3 separate regions of the Homo sapiens genome follow, and all the other regions are linked to region 3. Evidence: chromatin loops called from intact Hi-C (ENCODE). Cell type or tissue: B cell. All regions are shown on one strand. Region 1 overlaps CBFA2T3 (CBFA2/RUNX1 partner transcriptional co-repressor 3). Region 2 holds the start of LOC105371409 (cadmium/zinc-transporting ATPase HMA2). Region 3 overlaps ACSF3 (acyl-CoA synthetase family member 3).

Region 1 (5,000 bases), 180 kb after region 3:
AGCCTACAACAGCGCTGGGGCTTACACGCACTGTCGCGTCCCTGTAACACCCACGAGGGCCGTGGAGCGTTCCCCGTCTCCGACGCCGGGAGAGGTACAGTCACTCCACAGGTCATGCAGGGAGCCAGTCTGACGGCGGGCCGCAGCGAGTGTCTCCAGGCCCCTGTCCAGCCCCGCCCAGTCCCTGTCCAGCCCTGCCCGGGCGTTCCTTTGCCTGTGCTGTCGGTCCCCATCCCCAGCCTGCCGGGCCACATTCTTAGAGCACCTGAGCACCCCCAAGGGACTGGGGGATCTGGTGGCTGAGGGCTCGGTCATGACTCGGGGTTAGCACTGTAGGTGCAAAAGCCCTCACCTGGATACAGGCCCTGGGGCCCATCTGGGGTCAGGGCACGGGTGGGAGAACTTGACCTCTGCCCTGCCTGGGTCATGGAGCCCCAAGGCCAGCCTCATCCCGGCTGCTCTAGGTCTGCACCTCTGGCCAGCCCCACCTCTGCTTCCTGCCCTGCTGTGCAGGGGAGGGAGGTCGTTGTTGCTAAAGACCCTCCAGAAGCCACTGGAACATTGCCCGGCTATTATCACAGACATGGCATCCAGTGTTCATAGAAATCCACGTCCAGGCAACCGATGTCACCTCCCAGGCTGGCCCCAGGCCCCTGGGGACGGAAAGGACCTAAACTCTACAATTTGTCAATGCCGGAGGGTGGCTTTGCCACCACTTCACTTACAGGACAAAAAGTGCCTGTCCTCCAGTGCTCATTCCCTGGGCAAGTATTGATCGAACACCTACTCCATACCAGGCGGGGGCAGAGTCACATGCAGTGAGAGGCACCCAGGCCCTGCATTGGATCCTCACGGCAGCCAGCCCTGAGGGCACCGCTGCTGCCCCACTTTCCAGACCGGGAAGCCGAGGCCCACAGAAGTTCCTAGCTCACAGCGCAGGAGCCCGACGCGGGTGGGTACCACGGGGCTCTGTCTGTGACACATCCAGGGTGGTCAGGCCCCTGGAACTTCCCACTGAGTTCTGACACGGGAGGGCCAGCGTGGGGACGGCAGGGAGTGGGCCGGGAGTGTGCAGAGTCCAGTGCACACTGTGGGCTGGGACCCGCTGCCTCGCAGGGGCAGGAGAGGGGTGGAAACACAACTGCTGGGGTACTGGCTAGGGAGGTGCAGGCCGCTTGAGGGCAGCTCAGAGGGAGGCTCACGACAGCGTCACCATCCCTGGTGTCAGGGCCAGGTTGGGTGGACACCACGCTGTTCGTCCACCTCGTGGCTCAGTCTCTCTGGGAAAGCCTGCGTCAGTGAACGACACCCCAGATCCTTTCCTGGGGGTTTTATTCTCCACCTCCTGACTTTCCTGGGCAGAGTGAGAAGGCCTGGTTCTGCTTCTGCGCTTCCGTAGGCCGGGACCTTCCTTTCAGCGGAGCCCAGGCCGTGCTGCGGGAAACAGCCCACCGGGCAGGCCTGGGAGGGCCGCCTTAGCCGAGAGCAAATGCAGGCAAGGGCTTTGCTTGTCTGGAAAAAAAATTCCTGGAGTGGAAACCGCCCTTGTAGCATCAGTGGAAAAGACTCAGGCGGAGACCTGGCAGTTGGGCTGGAAACTGACGATGAGGAGAGTGAGAGATAACTGCTCCCCAGTCCCCACTTCTGAGCTCGCAGCTTGCCCCGAGGGTGGGAGCTGGGGACTCAGGACCCGCCGGGATCCGGCTTTCCGCCTGTGCTGTGGCAATGAGTTTCCTGTGGCAATAAAACAGAAGTTCAGACTTCTGCTTTTTGTAATTCGTGGGACCTCACTGAGAGCCAGATGTCACTGGGAAGGAAAACAAAGATGAATTTGGCCGTAATAAGGAAGATGTCTCCCGGAGCCAAGGCACCAGCAGCCCAGCCGGCAGCTCACCCCGCACTGCTGTCGGCCGCCTGCCTCTGCGTTTCCCGCCCGCTTAGCCACCCAGGGCCGGTTCTGCCCCGTCGGGTCTGGGCAGCTCAGAGCCTCCTCGGCTGCCCCTGAGGCTGAGGTCGTGGTGGATACTCGGCTGCCCCTGAGGCTGGGGTCGTGGTGGATACTCGGCTGCCCCTGAGGCTGGGGTCGTGGTGGATACTCGGCTGCCCCTGAGGCTGGGGTCGTGGTGGATGCTTGGCTGCCCCTGAGGCTGGGGTCATGGTGGACGTGGCAGGAGGAGGTTTGGGGAGGAAGTCCAGGCACCGGGGCAGTCTTCTGTTTACTCAGCAGAGGAAAGTCCACACCGGGGAGGCAGCAGGTGGGACCTGCCGGAGACCAGGATGGGAGATACCTGGGAGACGCCCAGGAAATGCCCGGGGCAGTCAGGAGGGCTCCTGCGCACCCTGGTGGCCCCAGGTCACACATGGAACTCATGAGGAAGTCCCCGCCCAGTGTACCCGACCTCCCTGAGTACCCGGGAAAGCCAGGGTGCCATCAAGCCAGCAGGGGAAGCAGCTCCAGCTGCAGTGAGACCCTCTTACAGGTGGGGAGGGGCTCCCCACGAGGGCCAGGGGTGACTGCAGCCCCCTGCCCTGTTCCCGGAGGCAGCGGGGAGGGGGATGGGCAGCCCCTCGGTTTCTTGGAGCCCCCACCTGGATTCGACTCCCCTCCCAGCAGCTGCGTGACCTACACCACATATTCCCATCTGTCCCTCGGGTCTCAAACGCAAAATGCAGTCACAAAGGCATTTACCCCTTCGGGCTGTGATGAGCTGGGATGTGTGTGTCTGGACTGGGACCATCAGCCTCGTCCCTTTTCTGGGGGGACACCCGGTGGTGTCCTGAGGCTCAGTGGTGGATGCGGCATGATGCAGCTCTGCACCCAGGCCCCCTTCTCTGCAGGCCCCCGAACAGAAGTTCATTGTCTGCACCTTTGCAAAATGGGGTGGTCCAGAGAGACCACCTCGATGGTCAGACTCTGGCACAGCCCAGACCCCAGGCCCTGTGCCTGCTCCACCCACGCGAGGACAGCCTGCAAGCTTGGGGCCAAGCCCTGGGCCCCCGGGTGCACCACGCCACCTGCAGACCCATTTACAGAGGGGAAACTGAGGGTAAGATCAGTTGTACTCTAGTTACTCCCTGTCAGAGGCAGAATTCCCACTTGGGAGCCGAGGCCACCTGACTTGGGCCCTCCAGAGCCTAGGTATTTCTGCACCACCAGGGTCCCCACGCAGGTGGTGGGGGGCTCTCACCAGGCCTGGGGATTGCCGGGCCCCTCCCCTTGCCTTGGCCACCACACCAGGGCTCCACAGCCTAGTCCAGCCCAGCCTGTACTCAGAGCGCAGTGGACATGGGGCCCTTCCATGCAGCCTCTCCTGCGCCAGAGACATCAGAACCCAGGACTGCCCCTGACCGGGGGCAGCGTTGGGTCTCTGGGCCGTGGCTGTGCCCAAGTGGACAGAACAGGGGCCTTGGGTGCTGGACTCCACGTATCCCTGTGCCTGATGGAGGCTTGCAGCTCCACCACGTGGCCTTCAGCTCCCTTAAAGAATGCGTCCTTCTGGCCAGGCACGGTGGCTTACGCCTGTAATCCCAGCACTTTGGGAGGCCAAGGCGGGTGGATCACGAGGTCAGGAGATCGAGACCATCCTGGCTAACACGGTGAAACCCCGTCTCTACTAAAAAATACAAAAAATTAGCCGGGCGTGGTGGCGGGCGCCTGTAGTCCCAGCTACTGGGGAGGCTGAGGCAGGAGAATAGCGTGAACCCGGGAGGCAGAGCTTGCAGTGAGCCGAGATCGCGCCACTGCACTCCAGCCTGGGCGACAGAGCGAGACTCCGTCTCCGAGAAAAAAAGAATGCGTCCTTCTGAACTTCGGGGGTGGAAGAGGGCAGGGCACGGCCCTTCGTGCCTCTTTCGTGGCATCTCTGCCTCCTTTACCAGGCCCTGCCAACAGCAAGAATAGGCAGGCAGCGAGGCCAGACTCCTCTCCGCTCCTCTGGGCCTCCGTGTCCCCATCTGTCCCTTGCGGGGGTTGGTCAGCACCACACACTGTGCACAGGGAAGATGGAGCCTCGCCTGTCGCCCCCCGATGGTGCCGGCCGTGCCGGCCAGGTGTGTGGCTGAGACCCTCTCTGTGTGGCCCTGCTGGCTGCTGTGTCCCCACCGTGCCTCTGCGGCCGAGCTGCTCCTTCAGGGTCCAGCACTTTTCATGCCCAGAAGCCCAAAGCATCCAACAGGGGACCTGGGAGCAGAGTGTTCGGGAACGTGCATGGAGCCTCCCCTATGGGCCCAAGTCGGCCCCTCCTGTGACCTGAGCAGCCACTGTGGGGCAGCCCTTCTCGCCCGTGCCTCCATGTGCCGAGGGGCATGGGGCAGCCCTTCTCGCCGGTGCCTCCGTGTGCCGAGGGGCGTGGGGCAGCCCTTCTCGCCGGTGCCTCCGTGTGCCGAGGGGCGGCCTCTCCCAAGGGAGCTTCGGCATGCCAGGGAAGGGGCGTGGATCATTTCAGACTGTCTCGTGGCCACGTTGAAAAAGGGAAGAAGAGACCGGGCAAAATTAATGTTTATAATATATAATCTTACTTAACCCAGTGTGTCCAAAACTCATTATTTTCGACATGCACTGATTTTTAAGCGACTGAGGTATTTTTTTTTCAGCTCTCCCGGGGGCAGCGTGCAGCTTGGCTCACTGGGGTCTCGCCTCTGTCCTCCTCGTGCCGGTCTTGTGCTTGCGGCTGCTGTACTGCACAGAGCAGAGGGACGGGGATTTCACCAAGTCACATACGCGTGGCATGAAGTGGCCACTATGGCTGTGGGGACGCAGACGTGTGGCACTGTGAGGCGTGTGAGGCGTATAGAGGCACGTGACGTGTGCAGAGGCGTGCAGACGTGTGGCACTGTGAGGCGTGTGAGGCGTATAGAGGCACGTGACGTGTGCAGAGGCGTGCAGACGTGTGGCACTGTGAGGCGTGTGAGGCGTATAGAGGCACGTGACGTGTGCAGAGGCGTGCAGACGTGTGGCACTGTGAGGCGTGTGAGGCGTATAGAGGCACGTGACGTGTGCA
Region 2 (5,000 bases), 190 kb after region 3:
GCCCCAGTGCTGCCGAACAAACCACCCCAAACTCAGAGGCGTGAGGCAACCCTGGTGGTGCTCAGAGACCCTCGGGCCAAGGAGTCGGAACAGAGCCCCGTGGGACAGTGATGGCCCCGTGGTGGCCAGGGTCTCGGCCAGGTGGCCTTCCCTGCTGGGGTTCAAAGGCTCGGCTTGGGGGTGCCAGGGGCTCGGTCAGCAGCGGTGGGTGCCGGGAGCCGCTGCCTGTGGACAGAGGCCTCCGTGAGGCCCTCCCTGCGGCTCCCACTTCAGAGGACGCCCCACACTGGGCAGGGTTGCCCGTGTCAGCATCTGCGGCTTTTCTGAGCTGACCGCAGCGTGTCACGAGGCGCCTTTCCATCGTGGCCCGTGCAGCCCAGCAGGAGGGGACCGGATCCCACCTCCTGAGGGAGCAGGTGGGAAGTCTGGCTGACCTGTCTTCGGGTCAGTGTTGGCTCCCGGGTGTCCGCACGGGCGGACGGCCAGCTGGGCCTCCGGGGCCTGGGGAGGAGGAGGCGGAAGGGGGATCATCCCAGGCAGTGCTGGCTTCCCCGGCTCCCTCTGTGACAGCTGAACCCCCCTACAGCTGCAGCCTAGCCCCAGAGCAGCCCGGAGATTATCACCTGCAGGCTGCATGCCAGGCTGGTACCTGGGTGGCGTGGCCCCCATGGCCAGGGTCGCTGTCTCCCTGGATGCCCAGCTCTGACCTCATGAAGGGTTGCAGGGAGGTCCCTGGAGGAGAACAGGTGGACCCACCTCTTCCCCAGCCCCTCCTCCACCCCGGCAGGATTCAGACACCCAGAAAACAGGCTGGGTCTGGGGTCAGGATCTGGCTCGAGGAGGATCTGGGGCCCCCAGTTTCCAGCTGCCTCTCCCCACAGATGGGGCCCAGCGGCCTCACCTCAGCGGGGGCATCAGTGCTGCCTGGGGAAGTCCATGCACCCGAGGGCAGGGCGGGACCCGGCTTGTCACGTCGACCTGGCCTTGACGCTGACATCTCTGAGCCACGCCTCCATCTGACCCAACTCGTTAGGCGGTGCCCGTTCATTCCCTCGACAAATAGTGATTGGTGCCTGCTGTACGCCCGGGGCTGCTGCTCCGTCTGGCAGAGACAGAGTGAAGGAAGGGAGCAGCGATGATGTTGCCCCACCAAGGGCCGTGGGGGTTGACACTGGCTTCTCTGGTAAAGGGACGTGGAACTTAGCTGCGGGAGGAGGGAAGGACCACGCGTGCCAGGCCCGAGGCAGGAGTGTGCCGCCACCTCCAGGACCAGTGAGGAGCCTTGTCTCAGAGAAAGGAGATGAGGGCAGGGAGGCAGCGGGGGCCGGACGGGGCTGCCCTGCTGCTGCAAGGACCTCGCTGTGAGGTGGGGCACAAGGGACAGGCACGGAAGGCCTTGTGAGCTCCTGGGAGCCCACGGTGCACCGAGGCACCAGCCCAATCCAGAGGAGGAATTCCCAGCAACCCCCACTGTGAACACCTCCGTCCCGTCTTACAGCCGAGGAAACTGAGGCTCAGCAGGCCCCACCCTGGCACGCACGGGACCATGGCCAGCTTGTCCCTTGGGAAGATCCTGCCCTCGGGCCTCCCTGCAGCCATGCAGTGGGGGCAGCGCTCACCCACGCTGTCCTGACACAAAGCTCGTTGGCTGACCCAGGGCCACCTGGTGTGACGCATGACAAACCTCTGTGTCACAGCCCTGAGACTCCGGCCTGGTGACTGGCCCCGAGCAGGAGAGATAGAAAGAGAGGTCGCTCAGCCTCGACCCCTGAAAACCACAGCACAGGGCTGAGCAGACACCGACATTTTGGAGACGAGGCTGGGACAGACGCCCCCCAGCCCATAGCACGCCAGGTCCCTCGGAGCGCTTGGGGGGCCTTCAGTGGTGGATTGAGGAGGTTTGTCCAGCTGGACATTGGAGGAGGAATTTGTCACACCTTTTAGGTGCTGGAACTCCCTGCACGGAACCCAGATTCACTCCTCGCCTCTGGGAACAAGGTTAGGCTCTTGGAGGCGGCAGCCCGGCCCCAGAAGCCAGTTGTACCCCCGGCTGCGGCTCTGCTCTGCCCTCCTGGGAATTCGCTCACTGGCCCCATCACAGTGGGATTAACCCCCTTTCACAGGTGGGGAACGTGAGACCGCCCAGCGCCCACCAAGTGCTCCCTGCACAATTCACGGGGGCCTCCCCCGTCTCACGGAGCTGACCTTCCAGGGGGCAGAAGAGATGGTGCCAGTTCGAGGCTGCAGCCTGTGGGAGACAGGACAGCCGTGTCTTTCTGGTCCTGGTCCTTCTCAGCCTCTCTTTTAAAAATCATCGTAAAAACGTTCACATGGCGTCTGGCGTAGAGAGGATGGCACCGACTCCGCAGTGCCACCCATGTCCTTGGTACCGGGGCTCCCTATGCCGCAGCCTGGAAAAGCCCGTCGCCGGGGAGCAGGAGCAGCTCTGAGCCCCCGGGAAAGCACATTGCCATCTCCACACACGCAGGGGCTCCCGGCGGGCAGTCGGGCAGACAGTGAAGGCTGAGGGACGGCCCCTGAAGAAACTAGAAGCCTCCGGTTACCCTGGTGCCCTGGAGGGAGAAGCAGCATTCAGAGTCATCCAGGTGGCCTCAGGCAGGCCTGGAGCCTCTCTGAGCCTGTGTCTGCCACTGCAAAGTGACTGCCTGTCCCGCCTGCCACCCTCAGAGTCGTCCTTCTGCTGGGATGAGAGCAGCGCAGGGCACTCGGAGCAGGTCTCTGGCTGCCTGGCACAGGAAGGGCCTCCCTCCCCTGCAGAATATTCCCTGGGGGCTGTTTTGACTCAGCAGCACCACCCCCTGGCCCCCTGCAGATCTCCTGGAGGCTGCATGAGAGCGCCTGGTGGATGAGTCAGGGTACCCGGAAGGCACCGCTCAGGAGGGAGCAGCAGAGCAGGCCCCTTGTGGGTCTCCCCCGAGCAGCTGCCACCACGGCTGCGGCTGCACCGTGCCCAAGCCCGGCCCATCTGCCTGCCTGGCACCTTCCCAAGGCCGGGGGCTGGGAGAGGACCAATCCGGGCAGGGCTGGAACCCGGCCCTCTGCCCACTGCGGACATGGCCTGCTGCCCCAGGGTCAGCGAGCTCGGTGTCCAGGACGAGGCCGTTGCTGTGTGATTCCGGGCGGGTCCCTCTCTCTCCACTGCTTCCCCCTTGGGCTGGTGCAGAGCTGAGACCCCTCGCAGACACAGCAAGCCCTGGGCTTGGCCACGGTGACCGGTGGCTTGTAATTTCTTCAGGGCCGTCCCTCAGTTTTCACTGTCTGCACCCACACGTGGTGGCGGGGAGTGTGGCTCTGTGGCCTTGGTGGAGAGAGCACTCAGTGAGGTGGGAGGCGGTGGCAGCGGCCTCCATCAGCCCGAAGCTGTGGGCAGGACTCGCCTTCACAGCCCCTGATTGGGTCTAAATTCAACAGGTGGTTTCCTGCACCTGCTTGGCCCCCAGTGCCTGGCTGTCCCCGCCGCGTCCGGCCAGCTGGGGCAATGGGTGAGACCATCTGCATCTGGGCAGCAGAGGCTGTCTGACGAGAGTGACCTCATGCTCCCGGCCATGGGGCTCTGCCTCTGGGAGCCACAAGGCTTGTCCTGTGCTGCCTTGCAGGGGCCACTCCCTGCTTCCAGCTGCTTCGAGGCCCCACGACACAGCACCGAGAGCTGCCCTGGTGGCCCCCGCAGCCACCACTGGGCCCTCCGCCCGCTCTTCTCCCCCTGGCCTGTGTCTGCCCATTGCTGGACCCGTCTCCAAGGCCATCCCAGCCATCGCCCCCGAGAGCCTCGTTCCCCACCTTCCTGGACCCCGGGTCCCTCTCCTTTTGTCTCAGCAGAGTCTAGCCTCCTTGTGGTCGGCGGCCCCAGGGAGGCAGGGCCAGGGCGGAGCTTGTGCAGGGCGACTGGAGCGGTCCTGAAGGCACGCAGTGTGCCCCACGTCAGCACAGCCGTTGCAGCTCCCAGGGAATAGCAAGGAAGGCGGGGCCCAGAGAGGGCAGATCTTCACTCAGGCTCACTGGGACTCAGCCCAGCAGGTGTAGCCCCTCCAGGGTAGACATGACCACCACCTGCCCCGCCCCACCGCAGGGGTCCTTGCTTTAGCCCAGCAGGCGCGGCCCTCCCACCCTGGCTCCTTGCTTTAGCCCTGGCTGGGTTGCTGTGACCTTGCCTGACCACGCCCCCACCTCCACCCGCGGTCTTTGCTGTAACCATGGCTGGGTCGCTGTGCACCCTTGCCGGGCTGTGCACCCTCAGCATGAGATCCCAGGGTCTTCGTGGTCCTTGCACTGTGGTGATCTATGCTCCAAAGTCCTGGCCAGTGAGCCTGGCCTCTCACCTTTGACTGGGCTCCTCCCCCGGCCCCACCTTTGAGAGAGGACGGTCCTCGGGGGTGGGTTCGGCATTCTGGTCTTTCCCAGAGCCTCCCCAACCTAGACGGTGCCGGTGTCCAGCCCAGGAGCCCAGAGCCCGAGTTCCAAAGCCGACCTCCATGTCGGAGCCTTCCCACCCTGACAGCAGGAGCGACATGTGTGAGCCGGGTTGCGGAGGATGCGCAGCTTGGCCTCCCTCCCCGAGCTGTGCTGCGCGCCAGGACTGGGCTGTGCAGAGCCTGCAGCCCCTTCACAACCCAGCTGCTCCCCAGCTGCCCCCTCACGGCTCAGTTGCTCCCCAGCTCACACAGCAGGAAGTGCATTTGTTGCTGAAATTGTCTCAAAGGCCCCAAACAAACAGCCCTTCTGGTGGCAGTGGATGTGGCGGGTAACATGGGTGGCCAAAGGTCTGAGAGGCCCCCACTCAGCTTGAGGTCTCTGTGCAAGTCCCTGGCAGCTCAGGAAACCTCAAGGCAACTAGCAGCTCAGCCTGGTGGCCTGCCTGGAAAAGGAGGCAGGCAGGGGGCAGTGGGCAGAAGCGCCGAATCCTCACCTCCTCTGTGCGATGAGGAGGGGGTGCGGGTCCCCCCCGTTTCACAGGGAGAACGCTGAGGCCCAGCAAGGCC
Region 3 (5,000 bases):
CATCCCTGGCGCCCGAGGGAACCTGCCGTCAGGCTCTGCCTTAGAGAAGAGAGAGCGTCCCCGGCGCCCGAGGGAATCTGCCGTGGGCTCTGCCTTAGAGAAGAGAGAGCGTCCCCGGCGCCCGAGGGAACCTGCCGTGGGCTCTGCCTTAGAGAAGAGGGAACGTCCCTGGCGCCTGAGGGAACCTGCTGTGGGCTCTGCCTTAGAGAAGAGGGAATGTCCTTGGCGCCTGAGGGAACCTACTGTGGGCTCTGCCTTAGAGAAGAGGGAGCATCCCCGGCACCCGAGGGAACCTGCCGTCGGTAGCTGAAGACTCGGGGATTGGTGCACTCAGGTTTCTTGCCCAATAACCCTGAAGCTTCAGGGTCTCTGGATCCCCCTCCTCAGCCGGGGACTCCTCTCCCTGTGCCATCTGTCTGGGGCTCCTTCCTGTTCGCCTAGGAGTTCTGATTCCAGCGTGGGGAAGCTGAGCCTCCCCTGGGTCTCTGGGCTACTATCTGCTCCTTGGCGCCCTCGGTGTGGACGGCGGTCCCTGGGCTGCTCCTTGGCGCTCTTGGTGTGGACGGCGGTCCCTGGGCTGCTCCTGACGCTCTCAGTGTAGACAGTGGTCCCTGGGCTGCTCCTGACATCCTCGGTGTAGACAGCAGTCCCCGGGCTGCTCCTGACTCCCTGGGTGTAGACAGTGGTCCCTGGGCTGCTCATGACTCCCTCGGTGTAGACAGTGGTCCCTGGGCTGCTCCTGATTTCAGCTTCTCAGCCTTGTATCTGTTCCAGTAAAAAAGGCTAGGGGGGCACTGTCCATCTTCTCTAGTGAGGGCCATTGAAGAGGTCACCGTGCTCCTGGGAAGTGCATCACTCACCAGCCGCGTGACCGTGGGCAGGCTCATGGGTTCTTGTATGTGAGTGCAAAATATGACCCCATCGCAGGGGCTGTTTCGAGAAGATCAAAAGAGAGGACGCCCACAAAGCAATGCTGTGGATGAACAGTCATCATGAACTACAAACTGTGCAGACAGATTCTGAATACACAGAACTTGTCCTGCTCACATGTCCGGAACAAAGAGAGGACAAAGCCCAGAGCCCGTTACCCTTTCAGTCCTCACTTGCCTGCAGCCTGCAGCCTCAGCGAGCCGGGCTTTGCTCATTCCGTCCATATTACGTGGTGACTGTGGCCGGTGGCACTGGACAAAACCAGCACATCCTACTAAGAAGGACAACGATAAGGACAGAGACTCAACAGACCAGTCACATTTGATTTCAAGGTCCCCATCTTATTTCCACCAGAGAGCTTTAGCCACCGAAGAAACAGCTGGTGCCGCAGCCATCGTGGAGATGCGCGAGTCAGCCCAGAGCAGGGGCCGCTAGCACTGACGGAGGTGGAGGTTTCCTGGGGTCTGAGACTAACGCGGGAGCCGGCCCAGGGCAGGGGCCACCAGCACTGACGGCGGTTTCCTGGGGTCTGAGACTAGGATGTATTTCTCATCACTCACACTGACTTCTTTTCACAACATGCCCCCACCCGCCCACTGCCCTGGGCACTGTTGCAGCAGGCACTGCACTCTGTGCGGCCACCCCACTGGCAGCTCTGCACGGCAGCTGAGGATCTCGCTGCCATGGCCCTGTCATTCTGCTCAGGATGCCCCAGCCAAACCGAGACTTTACACTCAGAATACACTTAACAGCCCCCATGGCTCCCCAGGCCCAGCAAAGGGGCGTGAGCCTACAGTCTCTCCTCCTCCCAGCCCAGCAGCCAGCCAGCCCTCACACTCACCTTGCAGGCCCCAGCACCGTATCGCTGCCTGGCACCAGCTGGTCCCTGCCTGGGCCTGAACCCCCATGTCCACGCTTACCCTAGAGTCCCAGGAACCAAGCAGGCATGGAATGAGCCAAAGGGCACACGGAAAGCAATGGGACAGAGCAGAGCCCAGGAGCCGACCCCTCAGGAGTCGACGGACTTTCAACAAAGATCCAAAGGGCTGTTCGATGGAGAAGGGAGTCTTTTCAACGAACAGTGCTAAAAAGTTAGACATTCACACACTAAAAAAGAACTGTGGTCCGTATCTCGCACTATGTACAAACATTAACTCAAAATGGATCATGGTCCCAAACGTAAGAGCTGAAACTATTCTCTGTGACTTTGGGCTACGCAAGGATTTATTAGATATGACATCAGACAATTCACAAAACAAATTGATAAACCGGGCCAAAACCTAAAACTCCTGATTTTAAAGACGCTGTTAGGTGAATGGGAAGACAAACCACAAGCTGGGAGATGATATTTAAAATCGCACAGCTGACACTTGGGTCCCGAATTTTAAAAGCTCTCAAAACTCAAGAAAACAAAGGCCCCAGTTGAAAACGGAATGACACGAACAGGAAGAGGTGCTCAACGCCACCCATCATGAGAGAATCATGAACTCAACGAGACACCACCACCGCCCGCTGGAGCAGCAGGTGCTCGTGACCTCCCACCCATTGCAGGGGGAAGGGGATGGTGTAGCCGCTCTGGAGAACAGCTTGAAAGCTTCAGACAACACAGCAATCTCTCTCCTAGGTATCTGCCCAGGTGAAATAAAAAACCACGTTCGCACAGAAACCTGCACACAAATGTTGATAACATCTCACGTGTCATTGCTTAAAACAGGGTCACAAGCGGTGCCGCACCCACACCACGGATGCCACTCAGCAGGGAAAGGCGCGGGCTCTGACGCACACAGCACAGGCAGTTGACTGTGGGCGGAAGCCGGGCGGAAGCAGACAGGCTCAGAGGCCACGTCCTGCAGGATTTAGCCACGTGGCCTCCCAGAAAAAGCAAAACCACAAGAAGAGAAACAGGAACAAGGGGCCAGGCCTCGGGGGTGGAGGAGGTGCTGAGCACTAGGAAGGGAGTTTCTGAGGCGAGGAACCCTTCTCTATTTTGACTGTGATGATGTTTCTTAAGACACACAGAGCTGCACGCCAGAGGGGTGAATTTTTACTGGGTCTGCAGGTAAGCAGCTGCACAGACAGATGTGCGGGATGGTCTCACTTTAAGTCTGCACTGAGATCTCTCTTCTACTCTAGACAGACTGGAAGGGCTGCGCAGAAAGCAGCAGGGTGGCCCCCCAGCTGTGGGCTCTGTTCCCAGAAGTCCCAGCGGAGGACCCAGGGCTCAAATGGTTGGGTCAGATGAAAGTCAGAATGGGATGTGTTAGGGAAGGCTGGACAAGAGGGGCCCGGTATCAGGAGCCCACATCTAGAGAAGGAAGACAGGTGCTTGACTCATCCCACCCTGCCCACCACACCCACCTCTCCTGGCACTGCTGCTGGCGCTGTGTGGCACCCGGACTCCAGACAGACGGAGGCTGCCACCACTGCTGATGTGGTCTGGAGCCAACAGCATGGCCCCCCGCCTTCCTCTGAGACATGCACTGACGCCTGCATTCCAGGCATTGCTGTTCTTCCCATTGTCTCCCCAGTCATACAGCCAGGGGCCAGCACAGACACCTCCCCCATCCACCCGACTGAGACTTGGGAGAAGGCTGATCTACCCAGAGGGGACAGGTCGCAGTGCATCCTGAGTGCTCTCCTGGCCGAGTGGCCTGTCCCACGGGGGAGCATCCTCCATGCCGCCCTTCAGTCCGAATGTGGGTGGTTCGAGACTGGCCCACCTTGGGGGGCTCAGAGCACAGTGGAAGAGGAACGCAGCTGTGGGAAGTGCTCGTACCTGGCAGGCGCACGGCAGTGGTCAGGGGCCCGGACAGAGCCATGCCGATCTCGGTCATGCCATACCGCTCCAGCAGGGTGTGGCCCGTGATGTTCTTCCACTTCTCCAGCACTGGGAGGGGCAGGGCAGCTGAGCCTGAGACCATCAGCCTACGCGGCACAACCAAAGGCAGGTTTAGCCCCTTGGGACGTGGCTCTCGCGTGCAAAGGTGGCAGGTTTAGCCCCTCAGGAGGCGGCCCTTGCTTGCAAAAGTGGCAGCTCCTTCACGAGTGCAGGAGCCCCAGGCCGTGGGTACAGCACCACTGTGCGACACCCGGGACCAACGCTGCAGTCTGCGCTACGGCGTGACTTTGTTTTTTGAAAACGATCTGTTGGGTGTATTTTAGAAGGAAGCAGGTCCAACAGCTAATGAGGGTAAACAATGTGCTTAGGGTCCGCGGTGTCCCCTGCAAAGTTCCTGCGCTGTTCACAACCACGCTCAAGAACAGCAGTGACCGTGCAGCTGCCGACCACGGAGCTGATCACGGGTGAACAGCCACGGCGCTGCAGGCTGCGGCCAGGCACATCCGGGGACTACAGCCGGCTCAGCTTGCAGGCTCTGCAGCAGAACGCGGACATGGGTGAATGGCCGCGGCACCCAAGGGGTGGGGCCGGGCACACCCAAGGGGCTCAGAACCACCCGCAGAACTGCAGCCATCTTGGCCCACAGGGTCAGCTCAGGCTTGGCAGGAGAACACGGGCCCTGAGAACTCCGAGTCCCCGCGCTCTCACACAGCATTTCCCGCAGCCTCACGGGCAGTAGGGAAGGCGCTTTTGTTTGCGGTCTGAGCGGAGTGGTCCCTGCTGCTGCCCCTGCTTTACGAGGAGGCACCACTGACAGGACCCCCGCTGGGAGATCCAGATGGCCGAGGTCTCATTGCCTCTGTCACCCCAGAAATCACCTGATCCTCTCCTTCACTGACCTCGTTCTTGCCCTTGGTTCCTTAGATTTGGTAAAACGTTGTGCTCACCCTGCTCAGCTTGGGGCCTGCCCAGCCCCAGGGTATCCCAGCAGTAGCAGCAGCAAAACCATGGGCTCCGGTGGCCTCACAGAAAAGGGGCAAGGGAACGGCAAAGAGAGCGAAGCGGTTCAGACATGTGCCTTGGACAACCCGGAATTCTCTCCAGGAACAAAGGTGCCGCTTCCCTGTGCACTTCCTGGGGACTGGGAGGAGCGCGCGGCAGCCACAGACACACACATCCCACTGGAAACTGGATGGCAGTGGAGCCTTCAGTTCCTGCAGTGCACCCTCCA

What was found. A loop is a pair of places that touch in the nucleus more often than their neighbours do. Peaks named below come from ENCODE experiments on the same cell type or tissue, not always from the same donor. Only the 100,000 strongest peaks of a DNase experiment are listed, where the experiment ranks them.
Region 1: a loop joins it to region 3, with 5 times the contacts of the local background. A loop is called at or near these places in 4 of 110 quality-filtered maps.
Region 2: a loop joins it to region 3, with 4 times the contacts of the local background. A loop is called at or near these places in 2 of 110 quality-filtered maps.

Annotation. Positions count from the first base shown.
Region 1 is chr16:88,933,538-88,938,537 of GRCh38, reverse strand. All of the region lies in intron 1 of CBFA2T3 (CBFA2/RUNX1 partner transcriptional co-repressor 3), which reads left to right. It overlaps LOC107984871 (a long non-coding RNA gene), which reads left to right. Exons shown (of 2, transcript XR_001752305.3): 1 at 1-952; 2 at 1,400-1,760. Among named protein-coding and RNA genes, the nearest start is that of CBFA2T3, 41 kb to the left of the region's middle. RefSeq lists an enhancer at 2,074-2,273. In B cell, CTCF peaks have their summits at 2,029 and 2,296 (motif pointing left); DNase peaks (open chromatin) are centred at 513, 944, 1,757, 2,337 and 1 weaker place; H3K4me3 peaks cover 1,489 bases; H3K27ac peaks cover 2,295 bases.
Region 2 is chr16:88,923,227-88,928,226 of GRCh38, reverse strand. The region is part of intron 1 of CBFA2T3 (CBFA2/RUNX1 partner transcriptional co-repressor 3); the gene reads left to right. LOC105371409 (cadmium/zinc-transporting ATPase HMA2) reads right to left here and starts at 2,937. Exons shown (of 2, transcript XR_005647007.2): 1 at 2,206-2,937; 2 at 1-1,102. RefSeq lists enhancers at 702-1,608, 2,518-3,425, 3,426-4,334, 4,335-5,000. In B cell, a CTCF peak has its summit at 2,838 (motif pointing left); DNase peaks (open chromatin) are centred at 2,806 and 4,716; H3K27ac peaks cover 412 bases.
Region 3 is chr16:89,113,194-89,118,193 of GRCh38, reverse strand. ACSF3 (acyl-CoA synthetase family member 3) reads right to left here. Exons shown (of 11, transcript NM_001243279.3): 6 at 3,707-3,855. Among named protein-coding and RNA genes, the nearest start is that of ACSF3, 22 kb to the right of the region's middle. RefSeq lists a silencer at 3,339-3,633 and enhancers at 3,729-3,828, 3,028-4,227. In B cell, no CTCF peak of the experiment used is centred here; DNase peaks (open chromatin) are centred at 2,673 and 4,233; H3K4me3 peaks cover 2,519 bases; H3K27ac peaks cover 3,814 bases.